2 separate regions of the Homo sapiens genome follow, and region 1 is linked to region 2. The links are chromatin loops, found by intact Hi-C in ENCODE. Cell type or tissue: sigmoid colon. All regions are shown on one strand. Links, peaks and the distances in the headings refer to the core of each region. The heading gives the core; the rest is flanking DNA.

Evidence for each region. Peaks named below come from ENCODE experiments on the same cell type or tissue, not always from the same donor. Only the 100,000 strongest peaks of a DNase experiment are listed, where the experiment ranks them.
Region 1: it touches region 2 in a loop (4-fold over the local background); 11 of 110 quality-filtered maps call a loop at or near these places.

Annotation. Positions count from the first base shown.
Region 1 is chr12:64,445,367-64,456,999 of GRCh38, forward strand. It overlaps XPOT (exportin for tRNA), which reads left to right. Exons shown (of 25, transcript NM_007235.6): 25 at 2,739-5,759. The coding sequence ends at 2,765. It overlaps TBK1 (TANK binding kinase 1), which reads left to right and starts at 6,754. Exons shown (of 21, transcript NM_013254.4): 1 at 6,754-6,821; 2 at 10,474-10,591. The coding sequence starts at 10,505. RefSeq lists a silencer at 6,625-7,094. In sigmoid colon, for the core only: no CTCF peak of the experiment used is centred there; DNase peaks (open chromatin) are centred at 6,735 and 7,045; H3K4me3 peaks cover 2,738 bases; H3K27ac peaks cover 1,574 bases.
Region 2 is chr12:64,620,376-64,632,091 of GRCh38, forward strand. All of the region lies in intron 1 of RASSF3 (Ras association domain family member 3), which reads left to right. MIR548Z (microRNA 548z) reads right to left here and starts at 2,230; the gene lies at 2,134-2,230. It overlaps MIR548C (microRNA 548c), which reads left to right and starts at 2,134; the gene lies at 2,134-2,230. RefSeq lists enhancers at 1,056-1,215, 5,120-5,836, 5,193-5,312 and a silencer at 5,234-5,423. In sigmoid colon, for the core only: no CTCF peak of the experiment used is centred there; DNase peaks (open chromatin) are centred at 2,715 and 5,456; H3K4me3 peaks cover 1,163 bases; H3K27ac peaks cover 3,488 bases.

The sequences.
Region 1 (11,633 bases), core at 3,634-11,633, 170 kb before region 2:
TAGGAGAATAAGAAATGTTCAAGAACAGTTGTCCAAATTAAGTTGAAAAGAAGGGGCTAAAAATATAAAAACAGAAGGATGAGATATTTGCTTATATCCTATTTTGAAACATTTGAACTGTAAAACAGACAAAAAGGAGAATCCTCAGATTTGGGCCATCAAGCCTCCTTTTACATTTACGAAATTACTGATTTTTTTTTTTAACTCTGTAAATCAACAAAAAGTGTCACGTGTTTATTTGGTATTCATAGTTATAATTGAGTTCATGAGATGAAACTGTCTTGGTCTTACCTAGGTAGTCATTCATTTCATACATAATGACTGCTTTTTATGTACCAAGTACTACAGTAATGGCTGCAAATACAACTATGAGTAATTTTCCCTCCCCATAAGGAGCTCATGATCTAGAAATAAAGTTACAGTGTGACAAGGTGAATTATTTTTTATTATCTTCACTCAAATAATTTGAAGACAAAGCACTGTATTAAATTCAGTAGCAGGTAACTTAGTGTATCACCTGGTTCTTTTAGCAAAGACATTCAGTAGAATTTGTAAGTCAGAGGGCTTTGCGCAGTAAATAATTTAAGTGTGCCATCCTTTGACTGTGGTTCTAACATCTTCCCTTGTCAGTTTTTTCTTAGTTGTAGTTTGTCAGCTTAAACATCTCAGAGTTTTTGTGGAAGAATATTGAGGGCTTGTTTTTGTTTATCATTGGGAACCCTCCCCTTCGCCATCCTCCCATAAAAAAGCAAAGTGCCTACAGGAGTAACCCCTGTTAAATAACTGATCAGTCAAACTGAATTTAAGGACTCAGTCCTCACTATCTGTTAGAGGTGTCTGTAACAGTAGATCTAGGTACCCTATAGAAGGCTTGTTCTCCAGATGTGGTTATTTATCTGCATAGCATTTATAAAAAGTCTTCCTTCTGGGCCCAACTTCTCTTCAGTGATGACATTATCTTAGTGATCATAATTCTCAGTGTTAGCATTATTATTCTAGTTGGAAAAAATGAATTTCATTCGTGTTCACTCCTCCCTTCACATCTGATTGATCCTCAGATCTTGCAGATTCTTTCCTCATCTTCTCTCTCTTCTGTCTCTGCTGCTCTGGTGTAGGCTGATGTTATCTTACTCTGATCTCTCTTCTCTTGTTCTAGCCAGGCTGATGTGTTTGAAAACTTCAAGCAGTCCTTTGATATTTATTCACCTTCCTCATAACCTTCCTGAACAAATTCATGTTTCTCAGTTTGGCACTTAATTTTTTTTTTTTTTCATATTCTGCCCTGAGACTACCTTTCTGTTTTTTCTTGCAGAAATGGTCTTTACTGTTCTTGTAGTTCTTCAAAAATCCTGCCTTACTAGCAGCCCAACTTCTGTATGAACTGTACCCATTTCTCTAGGTTTGCCTTAAGCACAGCCTCCTTGTAAGGTTTTCTTTTGCCTATATAGTGATCATTCTTTCCCCTGCACATAGTAGATTATCTATTAAATGAATCTCCTAGGTACTAGGGCACTATCAATACTGTTCTTGTCTGTATTAGTCCATTTTCACGCTGCTGATAAAGACATACCCGAGACTGGGCAATTTACAAAATAGCTTTATTGGATTTACAGTTCCACATGGCAGGGGAGGCTTCACAATCATGTCGGAAGGCAAGGAGGAGCAGGTCACATCTTACGTGGATGGCAGCAGGCAAAGAGAGAGCTTGTGCAGGGAGACTCCCATTTTTAAAACCATCAGATCTTGTGAGACCCATTTACTATCAGGAAAACAACATGGGAAAGACCTGCCCCCATGATTCAATCATCTCCCACCCGGTCCTTCCCACAACACATAGGAATTATGGGAGCTACAAGATGAGATCTGCGTGGGGACACAGGGTCAAACCATATCATTGTCCTTACTGAGAACACTGAATTATGTCTGGTGCTCACCTGACCTGCCATGGATGGCAGCATGTAGTACTAGGCCATGCCTAGCACAGCCTCTAGCCAACTCCTTTGTAGTCTCAAATTTTGACTTGGAAGTACTTTTGAATCATCAAATAAATAGTAAATTCCTTACAGAGTTAGAACTGCTATGTTTAGCTTTGACTTGTTTCCTCCTCAATATTTAATTTTTTTTTTTTTGAGACGGAGTTTCACTGTTGTTGCCCAGGCTGGAGTGCAGTGGCACGATCTCGGCTCACCACAACCTCTGCCTCCCAGGTTCAAGTGATTCTCCTGCCTCAGCCTCCCGAATAGCTGGGATTACAGGCATGCACCACCACACCCGGCTAATTTTTTCTATTTTGAGTAAAGACTGGGTTTCTCCATGTTGGTCAGGCTGATCTCAAACTCCTGGCTTCAGGCCTCGGCCTCCCAAAGTGCTGGGATTACAGGCGCCGTGCCCGTCCTCAATATTTAATTTACCAGTGTTAATTTGGAAATAGTACCAATCAGTAAAAAGGTGTCAAGAGCTTGTTTTCTTCTGACCACTTGATTTCTATAGCATAGAGATAACACCATATTTTCACTACTTCCCCAGTTGGGTGATGTCAGCATAAGTTATATCTACACTTACCAAACTCTCCAGAACAGAAAGTTCTTAGCTTGGATTACATACGGATATATAAGGCATGCGAAATGTTCTAATGTTACAGAAGAACATTGCTAGCACTCAGATACTTGGAGCCATTCTTCAGGTGAAAGTGATATCTTCTGACATTAGTATTGATTGCATTAATACTTTATTTACAGGTGTTCTTCCAGAGAGCAAAGCCCTGAGGACTGGATTTCCCTGTGCCTACTTCATGATCATGAATTCCAGTTAATTTATAAAGAGGCGATTTTTGTGTGCCATTCACACTGGTCTTTTTCACATTGTTTTGAGCTTATTGCAGTATATGTTTTGGGATTTTTCTGTAAAATGGGTGTAATTTTCCTAATACAGGTATGTAACAACAAAAGAAGTTGCCTGCATGCCGGTCCAAATTGTTCTGTATAAAGATGCTCTTAAAAGACACAAGAGTTATCCTAGAACCTTAATTCTTTTTTATTTGAAATTTTAAGTCAAGTCCTTTATAAAGACCATAGCAGTGGAAAACAGTGTACTTTTTAAAAAATTGCTGAATATAAAATCTTTGAAAATTTTCTTTATGTGTGAAGACACAAAGTATGGGGGAAGACAGCAATCAAAACTAACTTTTTGTAGATAGCCATTTCATTTCTTTAAACTGTTTCAACGCCAATATGTATTCTACAAAAGAGAATGGTTTTAGGCTCCAGTGTTATACTTTTTTTTATATATATATATAAAAATAAACTTTACGTAGTGAAATCTTCCAAGTCTTTTCTGGAATTATTATAAATACTTTAGTTTTATTTTCTCATCTTAATCTCTCCATAATTTCCCATTTAAAGGTTTACAAATATGAGTGTGTGGATGCTTTAATTCATTTAACCTCACTCCTCAAAGGTAACATGCAACTTAGTTCTGTTATATGAGAGTCTTTTTCTTTAATGTACTGGAAAAAGCCTATGTGAATCTGTTGATAGAATTTAAAATTCCAGGCCGGGCGTGGTGGCTCACGACTGTAATCCCAGAACTTTGGGAGGCCAAGGCAGGTGGATCACTTGAGGTCAGGAGTTCGAGACTAGCCTGGCCAACATGGTGAAACCCCATCTCTACTAAAAATACAACAGCCAGGTGTGATGGTGCACGCTCGTAATCCCGGCTACTCAGGAGGCTGAGGCAGGAGAATCGCTTGAACCCGGAAGGCAGAGGTTGCAGTGAGCTGAGATTGTGCCACTGCACGCCAGCCTGGGCAAGAGAGTAAGACTCTCTCTCAAAAAAAAAAAAAAAGAATTTAAAATCCCAATTTATTTTCTAACTCTTTTATTGGATGTATTTAGAACACAGTATACCTATAGTATACCTATGTGTTTATTATGTTTGTAAATGGTAACTGACATTTAATTATTAGAAGTACTTACCCCTGCCTTCCTCCATTTTTATTCATGGCTACTTGAGAAAGCAAAAGGAAAAAATAATAGTTATCAGTAGTGTCACTGGAAAGAAGAGAGGAGGGACAAAACTGAGCAGCAGAATTCGTATAGACATTTACGTTTAAATTCTAAAAGCCCAATTGAGATGTTCAGGGAGGGTTTGTTTTGCCCTTTGGCCTCATGAATGGGTTTCATGAATGGGCTTCAGTGGCTTATAAACTCTGTAAAATTCTATTCTAAATTTTGTACATTTATTTTGTTCCGGTTAATTCCAGAAGACATTTCAAACATTTTTCTTACACCATATAATAAAAATACTTAACTAAATTGACAGTTATAAAAATAAATCAGTGAAATGTACCTTATACTTTAATAAAAAATGTTTTCAGAAATAGATAAGTGAAAGCTGAGTGTTTCTTTGATAGGTTCCCCTGTACTATAGGAGTGATAATTGCAGCTATTGCAATAGTAGTAATTGTTAAATGGATACTAATGAATAGCATAGCATAGTGGGTAAGAGTTTATATAGCACAGGCTCTAGAATCAGATTAAGTAGGTTCAAATACCAGTTCTGCCAGTAACTGGTTTTAGAACCTTGGGCAAGTTAAAGAATGTCTCCCAGCCTCAGTTTCCCTATTTGTAAAATGGAAATAATGGTAGCTACCTCAAACCTCATTACGAATTCAATGAGTTAAACTTGAAAAGACTTATTACAGTAGCTGGCACATAAAGACTTGATAGTAGTTTATATGGATGCTATCTCATATTAGCATATATGGAATTAATAGTGTATCACTATACTTTTTTTTTCTTTTTTTTTTTTGAATAGAGATCAGTCTATCACCCAGGCTGGAGTGCAGTGGTGACATCATAGCTCACTGTAACTTCTCCCATACTCTACCAATCCTCCTGCCTCAGCATCCAGACTAGCTGTGATTACAGGTGTGCACCACCACACCCAGCTACATTTTTTTTTGGTAGAGACAGGGTCTCACTATGTTACCCAGTCTGGTCTCAAACTCCCGGCCTCAAGCAATCCTCCCACTGGCCTCACAATGTTGGGATTACAGGTATAAGCCACTGCACACGGCCTTACTATGCTATCAATTCCATATATGGAAAGGTGTTTTCCCTTTCAGAGCTCTTTAAAGCTCTGCAGAAGATTTACATGTGTTTATAGAGCTAAGAGAAATCAGGGCATGGAAATTGAGTGTGTAATAAAAATTAAACTCTTCATGTTATATAATCATGCATAACTTCTATCTTCATTCTCTGAAGTTGCCTAGAGCACCATCACAGCTAGGAAGCTTCCATCATGAATTACCTTATTTCCAAAAGCAAGTACTCAAATAATTGTCTCAAGAGAGGAAGGACAAAACTGTTACAAGCTGAAATATTTGGGGATTTGTTTGACTTGACTAGGGAACCACAAGTTTTCATATAATGCCTGATTTAGCCCTGTGCCTAACAGTTTAAATCTTAATGCTAATGTTAATTGCTTCCCAGTTGGTTGACCTTATAAGAAAACACTGTGTGGTATTTTAATGTGGTAAACATGTGAATGAAGGCCTGTGGCTCAGTTAATCACTCCCACAACTTTGAGCTGTGAGTTTTACTGGTGGAAGGAACTTTAACAGGTCTTCGCTCTTGTCATTAGATATCAAAGAACTGAAATTAGTTGGAATTGTAAGCAGTGAATAGATGTGTTGTTAGAATGATTCCATCACTTATACATTGTTTAAAATGCTAATAAAGTAACTTGCTTTGTAAGAATTCATTAGAGTGGACTTTTGTTATCTCCATTGTGCATTTGATAAAACTGAGGCTTAGAGAGGTAAGAGATTAGCTTTTAAGTCAGTAATTGGCAGCCGAGACAGCAACCCTAGGTCTGTTACATTCAAAAGCCTCTGAGCCACTCCGCATGACTTCCCATTCATTCGTGTTTGCTGCTGCTACTCTGGGAAACACCATCTTCCTCTTCCCCTCCACTCAGAAATTTAGCCCTAGATTAGCAGCGGTCTCTGCTCCCTCATGTTGAGAAAGGCCTGTTGTGCTGTCCGTGGGCAGAAGGGACCCCTTCAGAAAGCTATTCCTTATTGGGAATAGCGGCTTGAGATTTTGACTGCACGAATATTGCAGGACCTAATTTTAGTATTTAAGTTTTAGTTCTTAAATTCTTAAGTTTAGAGTTAGATACTCCAATACGGCCGTTTTCCAAAATACCGAGAGGGAATTAAATGAACATTTTTACATTAAGAATTTAATGTATTTCTGGGTGATGGGAAAATGAAAAAAACAATGTAAAGTCTGAATTACTGCGAGACGATAATCTGGCTCCACTGCAGCCAAAGTGGGCCCTTAAAACATAGAATCCATCCCTCCCAGCTCTGCCGGCCGTCTGTGCCTGCCCCCCACGTGTCCCACGTTCTGCACACCTGTAAATCTTGGGATGTAATCCCTTGCTCAGCGTCGGTCCGCCCTACTGTCGGCCAGCGCTCGGGGAAGGGGCGGGATTTGCAGTTGCGGGAATCCCAATTACTGTGTTCGCTGCTCAGGGCTCCTCATTCCCCTTTAGAGTAAAGGGCGAGGGCAACAGTGGACGGGGTGTCTCCAGACATCCCCCTCATTACCGTGGCCGCGGAAGCCGACTCGGCAGTTGCCGCCGCGGCTGTGGTGACTACCAGACGGGCCATAGGCGTGCGCACGCGCACCCGCACCGGCGCGCCGGCCGTCGGTCACGTGGCCTCCGGCCAGGGCTTGCGAAGCCGGAAGTGTCCTGAGTCTCGAGGAGGCCGCGGGAGCCCGCCGGCGGTGGCGCGGCGGAGACCCGGCTGGGTAAGTGAGACGGCCGCGGGCTGAGGGGCCAAGGCGGCGCGGGGCGCGGTCGGTCAGGCCTGCGCCGCCCGGCGGGGAGCGCTCCCGCCCCCTGTGGGAGGCTGGGATGCTGAGTCAGAGCGGGGGCGGGGGCGGGCGCACCGAGAAGCCCCGGACGACCCGAGGCCAAGCCATCCAGGACCCCGGCTGCGTGGACACTGCCTCTGGGGTGTGTGTCGGGTGGCCGTAGCCGGTGGAATGGTCGCGCGGGCCCTGTTACCTGCATCCCCGCTCCGCGCCGCGCGGCCGGTCCTCGACCTGCATCCCGTCCGGCGGCTTTGGGCATAAAGAGGACGACTCCGTTACCGGGCCTGGGCCCTGGCTGCCTGGGGAGGCAGGGGCACCTCTTTCCCTTAGACTCGCTGTTTTCTACCCTCTTTCCGAGCGTCGACACAACGGGCAGTTTTTAAATGTATTGATTTTTCAGAGGATTAAAAAGAGACGTTTCCTTAGAGTTTTAGTGATGTTCAGTCCGCAGAGGTTGACTCACACCGGAAATTAGAAGCATAAGATGTTTTAAATATATGCCGATGAAATACGAATTCCCAGACATTTCCTTGCTCCTCGTCTACCTGGCTTATGGGTTTAATTTGTAATCTCTATCCCAAGTATTCTTAGTAGGTGGCCTCAAAACAACTCCCAAGTAATTGCCAAATGTATAACCAAAGACTGGTCTTTTCCACTCTGAAACCCCAGTGTATGAATCACATAGGGGCAGAGTTTAGAAATCCTGGAACTTTGTCCATAGGCCATGTCGTCAAACCTGTTTTCATCCCTCAACAAATAGTAACTTTCGTTTTGGACGGTGTAAGGAAGTAGGCTGAAGACGGCATCATCAGCAACATAGTTGTTGAGTGTCTGCTTATATGCTTGTCAAAAATTTGGGAAGATTTATATGGCAAGCACGTTGTGGGTGTGCTGAGTCATGTTTTAACATGTTATTGTGGAGTTATTGGAAGATAATTTCAAAAGACATTTCCCCTGACCACTATTGTGATTACTGTTAAATAGAAACCATAGTTTTGTATTTGCATAGAGAACAGATATCTTAGCTGATAAATATTTTTCTTATTATCCTGAAGGTACATACATATAGGTACCTAATGGTACTATTTGCCATTTACAGTTACATTGATTAGGGAAGGTTTTTCGTTAGATAGTTGAGACGTTTGTTATTGTATCGTGAGTGAAATGTAATGACTGGCAAATGTGTATTCCTTATTTGTGAAAAGGGAATCTTATTTTTATTGCTTATTTCCTATAGTCGTATATAAAGTTTATCTAAATTAGATGGGTAGTAAAATTATATAAAAATATCCTACTATATCAGTGATTGGTAAAATTGAGACCCCTGACCATTCTGCATTTTCCTAACCCAGCTTGGGGATATTGGTGGTCATTAATTCATCACAGAATACCTAGTCTAGCATACTACTTTTTGCTTTAACTTACTGTGGAGGGATATTAAAATCCATGTTTTAATGACAATACAGCAGGTTTAAGGGGGCATGGTGGGACTAGTGTTTATGTTATGTTAGCATACATCAATTTTAGTCCAGTGTGGAGCTTGGATACTTTGTATACCTTGATAGATCCATAGCTTTTCAGTATTAAAGACTTGATAATACAGGCTACTTGGTACGTTTATATATTTATACTTGGAGGTTGGAGAAACTATCCTTAAATTAATTCCAGAAGAGTTCGTAACTTTTCAGGAATAATAATTTTTGCACCTTTCCTTTATGTTTGTCAGGTTCTGTGTAGATTGTGTAGATAAAATTTTAGCTTATGGGAATATTATGCAGTGACAACATTTGTCTTCATTAGTGTTTCTCTGCTCTGAAGGAAACAAAGTAATTTTTCCTATATTTGTTATATTTTACATTATTACTTTTCTTTATTTTAAAACACCTTAAATTATGTCATAAATTAATCTTTCAAAACATTTGAAGGAGGTAAGTAACAATATCACTCTCATCAACAAAGACAAAATTAGAAGAGAAATAGGTGTTGTTTTTGTTTGTTTTTGTTTCTTTTTGAGATGGAGTCTCGCTCTGTCACCCTGGCTGGAGTGCAGTGGTGCGATCTCAGCTCACTGCAACCTCTGCCTCCTGGTTTCAAGCAATTCTTCTGCCTCAGCCTCCCGAGTAGCTGGGATTACAGGCATGCGCCACCACGCCTGGCTAATTTTTTTGTATTTTTAGTAGAGGCGGGGTTTCTCCATATTGGCCAGGCTGGTCTCGAACTCCTGACCTTGTGATCCGCCCGCCTCGGCCTCCCAGAGTGCTGGGATTACAGGCATGGGCCACTGCACCCGGCTGAGAAATAGATGTTTCTTTCAGCCCTGTGTTAAGTGAATTAAATTGAATGTATGTCATTGGTTAATGTTTTTTTTTTCAAAGCTCATACAGCATTTTAGCCTTGAATATTGCTAGAAACTCAGATCTTTTTTTTTTTTTTTTTTTTTTGAGACGGAGTCTCGCTGTGTCACCCAGCCTGGAGTGCAGTGGCGCGATCTCGGCTCACTGCAAGCTCCGCCTCCCGGGTTCCCGCCATTCTCCTGCGTCAGCCTCCCGAGTAGCTGGGTCTACAGGCGCCCGCCACCATGCCCGGCTAATTTTTTTGTATTTTTAGTAGAGACGGGGTTTCACCATGTTATCCAGGATGGTCTCAATCTCCTGACCTCGTGATCCGCCCGCCTCGGCCTCCCAAAGTGCTGGGATTACAGGCGTGAGCCACCGCGCCCGGCCAATTTTTTTTTTTTCTTTTTTTTTTTTTTGCGATGGAGTCTTGCTCTGTCACCCAGGCTGGAATAGGGTGGCACGATTTCAGCTCACTGCAGCCTCTGCTTCCGGGTTGAAGTTATTCTCCTGTTGCAGCCTCCCGAGTAGCTGGGATACAGGCACCTGCCACCATACCTGGCTAATTTTTGTATTTTTTGTGGAGACGGGGTTTTGCCGTGTTAGCCAAGGTGGTCTCAAACTCCTGGCTTCAGGTGATCTGCCTGCCTCGGCCTCCAAAAGTGCTGAGATTACAGGCATGAGCCACTGCTCCCAGCTGAAACTTAGATTTTTTTTGTCATATTATTGTATTTTATTATAGTATGTATAGTGTATACTAACTTACAGGGAAAAAATGTAAACAAAATGAAGGTCATGGGGAAAATGGCATCTTGCTTTAATCTTCAACTTAAAGTTACTCTTAATAATCCATTTATACCATTATGTCAAATTTTAGTCATCCCTGCAGAATTTTAGACGAATGAAAACAGACAAGGTAACACCAAAGAGTTAAGCACAGAAAGTGATATTGATTAAAAAGTTGAAAGTAAAAATCTACATTGGCTAGAACTGAACATTCAGATCCGTCTCTCCAGAGGAAAATCTAACTTGAATCATAATGGTTCATATTTTGACTTGTTCATACCATATCAGTTAGCAACTTATGACTTGAAAATACTTTGAAACTTAAGATATTTATATTGAACTGTTTATACACTTCATGTCAGTAACAGATAATGGGTGATCTTACTTGAGACTAAAAACAGCTAACATTTGTTTCTTAGCTGTGTTACTCCCTTAAAACATAGTTGCAAATTTTTTTTTTCTCTTAGTATAACAAGAGGATTGCCTGATCCAGCCAAGATGCAGAGCACTTCTAATCATCTGTGGCTTTTATCTGATATTTTAGGCCAAGGAGCTACTGCAAATGTCTTTCGTGGAAGACATAAGGTTAGTACAGAGAAAACTTTGAAGACCTTTTATCACTGTATGTATTTTGTTCTAAGATGCATGTTGACACTAAAGTGTGTGACTTGGTGATTTTGATCCCTTTGTCTGAAGAAATTGTTTTAATGATTTTCGTGGTCATTTAAGGCATAGCTGTGTCAGGCAGTGAACATATCTACCCAGTGGTGGCACAGGTTAAGTGTTAGTGAGTGGAGGAAAACAGATTGGTTGAAAATGGACTGGGAAAGATTAGTGTTGTGCCTTTTGATGCTTTCCCCAGCCCAGCTCCCTAATGGTAGAGTGATTTCACTGACAGAAGTTCAGTGTAATGAGTTGAGGTAGCATTTGATGTGGCATTTTGGTTGGTAGGGAGGCAGATGTGTATTGGGAGGGGAACTCACAGGTGTTTCTGATAGGCTCTGGTAAGGGTAAGTGCCCCTACTAAAACAGCATCCTACAAAGTAGATTGGAGTAAAATGAGATTCTCAACAAGGAGCCCAGGTTGAAAAGACCATATTTTGGTATAAGGTAATCAGAACCTGGTAGTGGAAGTGGGAATAAAATAAAAAGATTATTCCCAGAGGCACTTCAAGAACCAAAAAGGGGCCGGGCGCGGTGGCTCACGCCTGTAATCCCAGCACTTTGGGAGGCCGAGGCAGGCGGATCACGAGGTCAGGAGATCGAGACCATCCTGGCTAACACGGTGAAACCCCGTCTCTACTAAAAATACAAAAAAAATTAGCCAGGCGTGGTGGCGGGCGCCTGTAGTCCCAGCTACTCGGGAGGCTGAGGCAGGAGAATGGTGTGAACCCAGGAGGCGGAGGCTGCAGTGAGCCAAGATAGCACCACTGCACTCCAGCCTGGGTGACAGAGCAAGACTCAATTAAAAAAAAAAAAAAAAGGATTTTGTTTAGATTCAATGTGGAGGATGAAATTTAAAATAGTTAAAATAATTTAAAATTAAGAAATTGAAGATAATTAAACTTTCTATTCTGGGAAAAAGCTGGAGAAATGGAGTCTGAGAAAGAAGCTGGAAAAATGGAGT
Region 2 (11,716 bases), core at 1,503-9,502:
GCTCATGTGAATAATGATGCTGTGAACAGGGGTGTACAAATATCTCTTAAAGACCCCTCTTAAAACTTTTTGCGATATATACCCATAAGTAACAGTTGCTATAGAATCATATGGTAATTCTGTTTTTAATTTTTTGAGGAATACTATACTGACAAATTTGAATCCTTATTTAAACCCAGGATTATGGAATACTGCTGCTTGATTTCAGCTGTCATTTTGTTGTCTACATTGTATTTTATTGAATTGGCGTTATTCCCAAATATTGGAAAATGTGGAGGTTTCTAATTTTTGCTACTGTAAATAGCACTAATAAATACCTTGAGCATGAAACCTTTTCCATTATGGATTAATTTTATAGGATAGTTGTACAAAAATGGAATTTTACTAATTATGAGGGTGTGACTTTTTATGATTCTAGTTATATATTGCCAATTTATGTCTATTTTTAAGTTTCATTACACCCTTACTTCCATTGGATATAGTCATTAAAATAGAGAAAAAAAACTTCAATAACTAAAGGCACCTTATTGCTATTTAATTTACATTCCTTTATTATTATTTTTTAAATTATTATTTTTTGAGGTGGAGTTTTACTCGTCACCCAGGCTGGAGTGTAATGGCGCGATCTTGGCTTACTGCAACCTCCGCCTCCCAGGTTCAAGAGATTCTCCTGCCTCAGCCTCCCAAGTAGCTGGGATTACAGGCGCCTGCCACTACGCCCTGCTAATTTTTGTATTTTTAGTAGAGATGGGGTTTCACCATGTTGGCCAGGCTGGTCTCAAACTCCTGACCTCAGGTGGTCCACCCACCTCGGCCTCCCAAAGTGCTGAGATTACAGACGTGAGGCACTGCGCCTGGCACATTCCTTTAATTAACTGTGAATTTAATACTTTTTAAATACTTCTGAGTAAATCTCCCTTGTGTGAGAATTGTCCATGCATGACCTTTGCCCATTTGTCTATTAGGTAGGCAAAATCTTGAGAGAGCACTGCTTGAGTCTGTGCATTTTTAGCTTGGTAGATGGTTCTGCTTTTTTGAGGTCAGCTGAACTTCAGGGTTTTTTTTGACTTACACTGTTTGTACCAAAAGGATATTACATATTCAGGCTTTCATTTTTTTAAGATGGAGTTTCGGTCATGTTGCCCAGGCTGGAGAGCAATGGTGCGAACTTGGCTCACTGCAACCTCCGCCTCCCAGGTTCAAGTGATTCTCCTGCTTCATCCTCCCAAGTAGCTGGGATTATGGGCATGCGCCACTATGCGCGGCTAATTTTTGTATTTTTAGTAGAGACAGGATTGATCAGGCTGGATGGTCTCGAACTCCTGATCTCCGGTAATCTACCCGCCTGGGCCTCCCAAAGTGCTGGGATTATAGGCGTGAGCCACCGTGCCCGGCCCAGGCATTTTGAAATACTTCAGAATGTGTTTCAGGCTGACATCACTGAAACTCAGAAAAATACTTATTACTCCTGTAGTTACAACATGGGAAAGGCATTGCTAAGAAAGCATCACCATAAATAAACCCGTGGGATTCAGAAGGTGGGGAGTTGGGTGATGTGTTTTCTACTAACCATGTGTTTTAAAAAAAAGGGTGACTAGAAGTTCCTGTTTATCTTTGAATTTCAATAAATTTAGGGCTTGTTTTCCAACCACTCTGGTAGAATTTAGAAGAACCTAACTTATTTATTTTTATCTTTTTGACAGTCTTGCTCTGTCACCAGGCTGGAGTGCAGTGGCGCGATCTTGGCTCACTGCAATCTCTGCCTCCCAGATTCAAGCTATTTTCCTGCCTCAGCCTCCTGAGTAGTTGGGATTACAGGCATGCACCACCATGTCCAGCTATTTTTTTTTTTTTTTTTGTATTTTTAGTAGAGTCAGGGTTTCACCATGTTGGTCAGGCTGGTGTCAAACTCCTGAGCTCGTTATCCGCCTGCCTTGGCCTCCCAAAGTGTTGGGATTACAGGTGTGAGCCACCGTGCCTGGCCAGTCCTAACTTATTTTGTAAGTATACTAGGTATTGAAAAAAGGATGGTAGGACAAACTGCTGGAAACCTTACCCACCAAAGATAATTTATACTGTTTACTTATAGGCTTACTGTCTTTTGTTGAAAAATTGCGATGAGAAAGGAATCGGCATTGGCATCTATTAGGTTGGTGCAAAAGTAATTGCGGTTTTTGCCATTACTTTCAGTAGCAAAAATCTCAATTACTTTTGCACCAACTTAATACTTTCAGGCTTGTTGAAGCCTAAGTAGAAAATTGTTGCTTAATCTCTTTTATTCTGATTAACTCCTACTTTAAATTTTTTCTTTCAGAATCTTTTTATCAAGTGAATCTTTTAAAAAGATGTGAAGAGTTACTTCTGACTTTATGATTGATAGATTATGAGCCCTCCTTAATCCCCAATTTCTTAATTCAAACAAGCTTACTGTGAAAATTTTCTTTTTTCTTTCTTTTTTTTTTTGAGATGGAGTCTTGCTCTGTTGCCCAGGCTGTAGTACAGTGGCACGATCTTGGCTCACTGCAACCTCCATCTCCTGAGTTCAAGTGATTCTTCAGTCTCAGCCTCCCCAGTAGCTGGGAATACAGGCGCATACCACCATGCCCAGCTAATTTTTGTATTTTTAGTAGAGACGGGGTTTCACCATGTTGGTCAGGCTGGTCTCGAACCCCTGACCTCAGGTGATCCGCCTGCCTCGGCCTCCCTGAGTGCTGAGATTATAAGCATGAGCCACCGCGCCCGGCCACCGTGAAAATTTTCTACAAATGCTTGTTTCGAGGAATCTTTTTTGATATTTTGCCAGCAAAGTCATAGGAGCAAAATTTTTTTAAATGAAAATAGAAAACAACATAGTTAAATATATCACGTAGGAGGAAAAGTACCAGTACCAAAATTAACTTTAGCATTTCTTAGTGTTTTACAGTTAACAGGGCATTCCAAGGGAATTAAAATTCAGTTGATTTTATTGGACTTTAATTTCAGAGGAACTCTGAGATGAGAAATTTAACTAGCACGTTTATCCGTTTAGGCCTTAAGCAGATGCAGGTTTCATGACATGCCAGAGGTAAATTTAGGGGTACTTGACTGTAGTGAGTAATTTCCCAGCTATGGGAAAATGTAAATATTATGTAGATGGTATAAAGAAACAATATTACGTTTGTCCATTTAAGGTCTGTTTCTGTTTGTTCAGACAGGCTTGTGGATTGCTTTTCTTGCCAGTGTTCCTTTAGGTGGAAGGTACAGCCCTTTCAGATATTTCAGAATTTTATTTTCTTTTATTTTTTTGAGATGGAGTCTCACTCTGTCACCCAGGCTGGAGTGCAGTGGCACGATCTCGGCTCACTGCAGCTTCTGCTTCCCAGGTTCAAGAAATTCTCATGCCTCAGCTTCCCGAGTAGCTGGGATTGCCAGCACCCGCCACCATGCCTGGCTAATTTTTATTTTTATTTTTTTAGTAGAGAGAGAGTTTCACCGTGTTGGCCAGACTGGCCTCAAACTTCTGGCCTCAACCGATCTGCCCGCCTCTGCCTCCCAAAGTGTTGGGATTACAGGGGTGAGCCACCATGTCCGGCCATATTTCTGTTTTAGAATTGCTTTCTTGCTTTTCCTCTGACCAGATTTGGTCACGTGAAACTGTCAATTAGCATGAATGAGGTGCTGCTGCCATGCAGGGGTTTGATCCTTGGCTGTCATGTTGATGGTCTCTGTATCCAAATTAGTATTTGTGAAATTTGGGGGAAGAGAATTTGGGCTTATTGTGTAGCGGAACGAGTACGTTTCATAAAGGCAAACCTAGCACCGATATCAACAAATCCACTTACAATCCATTCCTAAAGGAGGAAGCTCTGTTACAGTTTTAAAATTAACATTACAATGCATCTTGCTTGTTTGAGGTGAGGGCTTAAAACTCAGTAATGAAAAAGAGGGAGAACTATAGGCTAAAAGGGTGTGTGTTCTTAATTGATTAATTGCAAGCAGCTATGTAGGGCACCCTGTGTTTAAATCAGTGCTAGCTGTATTATCTTGAGCAAGTCATTGTACCTCTTTGTTTTTTTAATTTATTTTTATTTTTTACATTTTTAAGAGACAGGGTCTCACTATGTTGCTCAGTTTGGTCTTGAACTCCTGGGCTCAAGTGATCCTCCTGCCTTGGCCTCCCAAAGCGCTGGTATTACAGGTATGGGCCATCACGCCTGGCAAATCGTTGTACCTCTTTGAGCCTCAGTTTCCTCATTTGTAAACTAGTAGGATGCCTGGAAGTTCATAAGCATTAATAAATGTTAGCAATAGTTATTATTTCTTGAGACGGAGTCTTGCTCTGTTGCCCAGGCTGGAGTGCAGTGGCGCGATCTAGGCTCACTGCAAGCTCTGCCTCCTGGGTTATGCCATTCTCCTGCCTCAGCATCCCGAGTAGCTGGAACTACAGGCGCCTACCACCACCCCCGGGTAATTTTTTTTTTTTTTTGTATTTTTAGTAGAGATGGGGTTTGACTGTGTTAGCCAGGATGGTCTCGATCTCCTGACTTCGCGATCTGCCCGCCTCGGCCTCCCAAAGTGCTGGGATTACAGGCGTGAGCCACCGCGCCTGGCCAGCAATAGTTATTTTTAAAAGATCCTCCTACATGTGATTATATGCCCCTTTTCATTTGAGGGTAGTAGACCATATGGAGAACTGACAGTGGTTGAGAGATTTGAAGGGAACTAATAGTCCAGCCAAAGAGCGAAAAATGGCAGGAAATTGGAAATTAGGTCTGTCTCATTGGCTTTATTAACCAAAATGAATTGGGAATCTCAATGTAATTGATCAGGAAGGAGCTCCAGTCATTCCTGGAGGATTAATTTATTATTATTATTATTATTTTTTAGCTGCATACCATATCACTGTGGTGCCTTTGTTTTTGGAATGGAGCTGTTGCCTGCTGACCACGCCTGGGGGCACCTAATCACAAGTCTTTCCCAACTTCTTTTTCCTTTAAAGCAAGCCACTCCAGTTGAAAGAGAATGATTAGACATATGAAAGTGTGGTTTTGTTTGCCCAAGAGTTTATGTATAAGTTAACACATTGTACACTTTTTTTTTTTTTTAAACTTCCTCTTTCTCTCTTATCTGCCTCTGATCACGGGATCCTGGTTAGTTTTGCTCAGGGCAGCTCGCTTGACCTGGTGACAAATTCCGCTTCTTCCTGGGGCTTTCCTTTTTCCTCCAGAAAGTCTTGTGCTCATGGTTTAGGAACTTAGTCACTGTCGTCTTTCTGGTTTTCATGAGATCAAATCAAATAAGGTAATACGTGCAAACTGTATAACGTGCTGCAAAGGCAGACTCTGCTGCTGTCCTTAGAGTCCAGTTCCCTGGCCGTGGCTGGGTTCCCAGCCCTCTGTTCTCTCTCCACAGAGTGACTGTCTCGGCTCTGAGGGTTTCAGCGATACTGGATGCTTCCACATTTAGGAAATAGGCCTGCTTATGCTCCAGTGCAGGCATTAAAGCTCAATGAGTCATGTGATCTGCTTGGCCGACTCTTCAGAGTTCGTTTGTACTCAGTAAAATTAGTATGAGTCTTGGAACCCGGTGGGAAACCTCTTCCTAGTCCTACAGGCCGGATGCGCCTTCTGAGTTTTCATATTATCTCTCCACCCCCAACCTCCCCCTCCTTTGGTTGTATGTTTCTCACAATGAATTGGTTGTTGGAAACTGGCTTTGTAATAATTCCAAATGCCACTGTGAAGATTTTTAATAGCCTTTAAAATTTTTAATTGGCTGAGCTGTAGTGTTATTGATATATTTTTGTATAAATGTTATTATTAACAAGTTAATTCATATAAAGGGCTTGGAACTATACCTGGCATATAAGTACATGTTTAATAAAGATTAACTTATTTCTGCCGGGTGTGGTGGCTCACGCCTGTAATCCCAACACTTTGGGAGGCCGAGGTGGGCAGATCACTTGAGGTCAGGAGTTTGAGACCAACCTGGGCCAACATGGTGAAACCCTGTCTTTACTAAAAATACAAAAATTAGCCTGATGTGCTTGCTTGAACTTAGGAGGCGGAGGTTGCAGTGAGCCGACATCATGCCACTGCACTCCAGCCTGGGCAACAGAGTGAGACTCTTGTCTCAAAAAAAAAAAAAAAAAGAAAAAAAAAGAAAAAGATTAACAGTATTTCTAATGGTATTAGAATTGTTTTATTTTATTTTTTGTTTTTGAGACAGGGTCTCGCTGTGTCACCCAGGCTGGAGTGCAGTGGTGGGATCATGCCTCACTGTAGCTAGCCTTGAACTCCTGGACTCAAGTGATCCTCCCACCTCAACCTCCTGAGTAGCTGGGACTAGAGGTGCATTCTACCATGCCTGGCTAATTTTAAAAAATGTTTTTGTAGAAATGGGGTCTTGCTGTGTTGCCCAGGCTGGTCTGGAACTCCTGGGCTCAAGTGATCCTCCTGCCTTGGCCTCCCAAAGTGTTAGGATTACAGGTGTATGCCACCATGCTCATCCAGCATTCTTAATTAAAATAATTTGGTAGGAGATTTTATGAAGGCAGTATGTTCAGTAGAAAGGTTTGGGGATCCAGAATTGGGAGACTATTTTAATTTTGGATCTGTTATTTACTAGCTCTGGGAGCTTGAGCAGGTTCCTTACTTAAGTTCCTTGAGTAACAGTTTCTTGATCTTTAAAACATTATAGAGGGGTTAAATCAGATAATGTATGTGGAATGTATTCCTAGATTATAGATTATTACATAATTGTAAGTGTGGTAGCAATCACAGGTGTGTTTAGAGACTACTAAAAAATGGTTTTCTCTTTTAATCTTGTCTGATGTAAATTAATGACACATTCTCAGTCGACTGTAGTATTGACACTTGATAAACAGTTTTTGAAAATGAATTTATTCTCCATCTCTTCTATGTCTGCTTTTATCTGCAAAGTCGTGATTTGTGTTTGGGGACTTGAACAATTGATAGCTAAGCATCAACTTTAAATTGCTTTATGAATTGATGATTGTGTTTATGAAGCACTGGTGATTTGGGGGAAGATGACATTTTAGCTTACTGTTGGATGCATCAGGGAACTTGAGTTAATTTAGCTTTAAGCCTTCCAGATTATCCTGCCTATGAGCTTCACAAGGGCAGACCACATCTCTAGTTTTCACCATGATATTTTCAGTGCTATCTTGGTGCCTGGCACAGAGGACAGAGGGAGTCCCAATTATATTTGTTAATTGACCACCTGGTTTTCATCTGATCAGACTTGTGTCAGAATTATAATCAAGGAAAAGTTGGGCAAAGGCACTAAAATGAGTTTCTTTTGGTTTCAGAGGGAGTAATAATAAAACAACAGTAATAGCTTATGTATTCATGTGGAAATAGGACATTTAGGTGAAAAGTACGTTGGGCCAGGGGTATGGAGATCTAGCTCCTAGGACTGGTCCTTTATTAAATAGCAGAGATAACTTTGGGAGAGTTACTTAACCATTTTTGGCTTCAGTTTCTTCCTCAAAGGCCCTGTCCAGCTGTGTGGCAAATGGTTAGTTTATTCTGGAGCAGAATTACTGATTGGAGGGAAAGTAACAGCAATAGGATTTGAGAGGGCTTCACAAATGTTTTGAGATGCCAAATGAATTAGTTTAGAAACAGCTATATTAGGTCATATCTGCTTGGATAGGGAGAACCCAAGTGAGTTGAGTCATGGGTGTTTGAGAAATGAATAGAATATGTAGAATTATTTCTTTTCCAAAAGAGGGAATGTCTTGGGAAAGAAATCAAAGGGAACCTGGGTGATATCTTTGATTCATCCCCTATCTAGTGCCAACAAGAACAAGTTTCTTTCTTTCTTTTCCTTTTTCTAAGAATGGATTTCATGTAAGCCAAAAGAACACTTGATTGTTCTGAACTTGTATATATTGCAGGAGTTATAAATATAATATCAAGAACTATTTAATAAGAGCCCACCAGCAGTTCCACGTTCCTCAAAACCAGGACAGGATGAATGTATGAGAATCATCTTCTTACTGAGAATGGTAGGACAGAAGGGATAGTTTAGCCACTATACTTCCTGGAAGAATCAGTACTTGAGGGTTGCTGCAGCTTTTTGGGATTGAAGGAGTATGTTCATTTCCTTTGGAAGATTAATTTTTTCCTTTTTTTTGACATGGAGTCTCTCTCTGTCGCCCAGGCTGGAGTGCAGTGGCACGATCTTGGCTCACTGCAACCCCACCTCCCAGGTTCAAGCAATTCTGCCTGCCTCAGCCTCCCGAGTAGCTGGGATTACAGGCATGCACCACCACACTTGCCTAATTTTTGTATTATTAGTAAAGATGGGGTTCTGCCATGTTGGCCATGCTGGTCTTGAACTCGTGACCTAAGGTGATCTGCCTGCCTTGGCCTCCCAAAGTGCTGGGATTACAGGTGTGAGCCACTACACCCGGCCTGATTAATTTCTTTTACTTGCTTCAAGTGTCTCCTTTATTCCAGCCTACACATAGAGGTAAATATTCCTAGGAAACTTTCAGCAAGTTAAATCCTATTATAAAATGCCAGAGTCAGTTGTCTAATTTTTATTTTATTTTATTATTATTATTTTTTTGAGACAGGGTCTTGCTTTGTCACCCAGGCTGGAGTGCAGTGGCGTGAACACAGCTCACCACAGCCTTCACCTCCCAGGCTCAAGTGATCGTTCCAGTTCAGCCTCCTTAGTAGCTGGGATCACAGGTGCAGACCACCACACCCGACTAATTTTCTTTTTTTTTTTTTTAAGACAAGGTCTCACTCTGTCGTCCAGGCTGGAGTACAGTGGCGTGACTTTGGCTCACTGCAACCTCTGCCTATGGGTTCAAGCAATCCTCCCACCTCAGCCTCCCGAGTAGCTAGGACTACAGGTACGTGCCACCACACCCAGCTAATTTTTCGTATTTTTTTTTTTGTAGAGATGGGGTTTCACAGCATTGCCCAGGCTGGTCTCAAACACCTGGGCTCAAGCCGTCTGTCTGCCTTGACCTCCCAAAGTGCTGGGATTATAGGCATGAGCCACTGCGCCCGTCCCACTGCTATTCTTCCAGCTAGAAGGACTATACTTAAATGCATAATTATACAACCTTTTGATATGTTATGAAAATCATAAAAAATTATTTTTCTAGCAACTCCTGCCCTTTTCATTAAACAGATCCTAGTAGTCCTGAAATTCTGTGGTGGATTTTTATATGTAATGTGATAATATGAAGAAATAGCTGATTTTGGTAGCTGCTCACATATTATGTTTGTTTTAATTGGAAAAGTTGGCCTATGAAAATGAGTGTTGTATAAAAATGGTTTATGTGGACCAGGCGCGGTGGCTCATGCCTGTAATCCCAGCACTTTGGGAGGCCGAGGTGGGTGGATCACCTGAGGTCAGGAGTTTGAGACCAGCCTGGCCAACGTGATGAAACCCCATCTCTACTAAAAATACAAAAATTAGCTGGGCATGGTGTGTGCGCCTGTAATCCCAGCTACTCGGGAGGCTGAGGCAGGAGAATCACTTGAACCTGGGAGGTGGAGGTTGCAGTGAGCTGAGATTGTGCCACTACTCCAGCCTGGGTGACAGAGCAAGACTCCATCTCAAAAAAAAAAAAAAAAGAAAAAGAAAAAAAGAACAAGAAAGAAAAATGGTTTATGTGAACTAAAAGGTTGTTTGCATTTTGTGGCAAATAACAGCACCAAATTCCCAGATCCTAAATGTTTCAGTTATGAAATATTTGAAGTACCTCTGAATTTACACATAGGCATTCCACTCATGTAAGCACTCATTGATTTTAAGATTTTTCATTCATCAAAAGGGAAAATGTGGGCTGCCATATGTATAATTTTTGTCATCCAAAAAAGAGATATAAAGTTAAAAATTAGCAAGGCCATGGTGGGTCATGCCTGTAATCCCAGCACTTTGGGAGGCTGAGGCAGGAGGATTGTTTAAGCCCAGGAGTTTGAGACCAGACTGGGCAACAGAGCGAGACATTGTCTTTACTGAAAAAAGAGAAATTATCCAAATATGGTGGTTTGTGCCTGTAGTCCCAGCTATTTGGGAGGCTGAGGCAAGAGGTTTGCTTGAGCTTAGCAGTTTGAGGCTGCAGTGAGCTATGGTCACACCACTGCACTGTAGCCTGAATGACAGAGACAGACCCTATCTCAAAAACAAAACGAAATTTAAAAAAAGGGTGCTTAGAAATCCTGAACTGTTCTTTTTACTCCCAGGACATGTGATCATATGCCTACTCAGGAATGAGTTATAGCTAGTTCTCAGTAGATGTTTAGTTATTAAAATGGAATGAAGGCATGAATGTGGGGATGAAGTAGAGGAGGGGCTGGGTTGGAGATACTGGTTAATTGGGAGGCATTAGTAACACTGAATGTGGGCAGAGAGGTGGTGAGAAAGAGGAGTCAAGGAAGAGTTGTAGGTTTCTGGTTTGGGAGCCTTGGAAGATGGTGCTAGCAAGCAGCCACTCACCAAGAAATCAAGTAAGAAGAAAGATCAGGTTTAGGAGGGAAGACACATTCAGGCAATCAATATATGGCATACACCAGGCAGTCAATAAATTTTGAGTGAGTAAATCTGGGCATGTGTGTTTTGAGATGTCTGTGGGCTATCAAAGTTTCTGGAGTTTCTTATCAAGAAGGTAGACCTGGTCTGCAGAGAGAGCTTCAGGATTCGTTGAAGTCATGGGCTTAGATGAACTATGTGTGTAAAGCAAAAAAGGTGTCTTTAGACAGAAGCATGGAGGATACCACAGAAGCATGGGGGCACCAGCAGGTAAGAAGTGGGCAGAGAAGGGCATGTCCATGGAGGAACCAAGGAGTGGTCAGAGAAGCTGGAGAAAAAGAAAAGGGTGGTTGTCCTGGGATCGGAGGTTGGGACCACCTCAAGAACAAGGGCTTGGCCATGGGACAAGTGCTTCAGAAAAGCCAAGAAGGCCTGGGGTGGAACTGTGTGGCAGTCTCTGGAGACCTTGAGGAGAGCCACTCCAGTGAACTGGAGGCGTACAGTCACACTGCAGTGGGTGGTGAGTGAATAGTGCAGAGGAAGCAGGAGAGTGAGTAGAGGTGCTCTTCCGTGAGGCTTGTCTGGCAAGGAGAGGATGGTGTAGTAAAATGAGGAGCCTACAAGGGCGAGGGAAGTGGTAAGGGTGTTGTCATCGTATGTAATGTATGTATGTATGTATGTATGTATGTATGTATGTATGTATGTATGTATGTTGAGACATAGTCTTGCTCTGTCGCCCAGGCTGGAGTGCAGTGGTGCAATCTCTGCTCACTGCAACCTCTGTCTCCCGGGTTCAAGATTCTCCTGCCTCAGCCTCCCAAGTAGCTGGGATTACAGGCACCTGCTACCACACCCAGTTAATTTTTGTATTTTTAGTAGAGATGGAGTTTTGCCATGTTGGCCAGGCTGGTCTCGTCTCAACCTCCTGACCTCAGGTTATCCGCCCACCTCGGCCTCCCAAAGTGCTGGGATTACAGGGGAGAGCCACCATACCCGGCCTGTTTTTTATTTATTTTTAGATGAGAGGACTTCAATGGAAAGAAGACTGAGTGTCAGGGGAGTGAGGATCATTGAAAGAGATGCCTCCCTTCGCACTGGAAGGGATGATATTTGGATTCTAAGTAGAAGGCTGCTTAGAAAGAAGACGTCTCTCCCATCGTTGAGTGGAGGAGAAGTTCAATCTAGAAATGTGTATATAATACAAGAGGGGGTGACT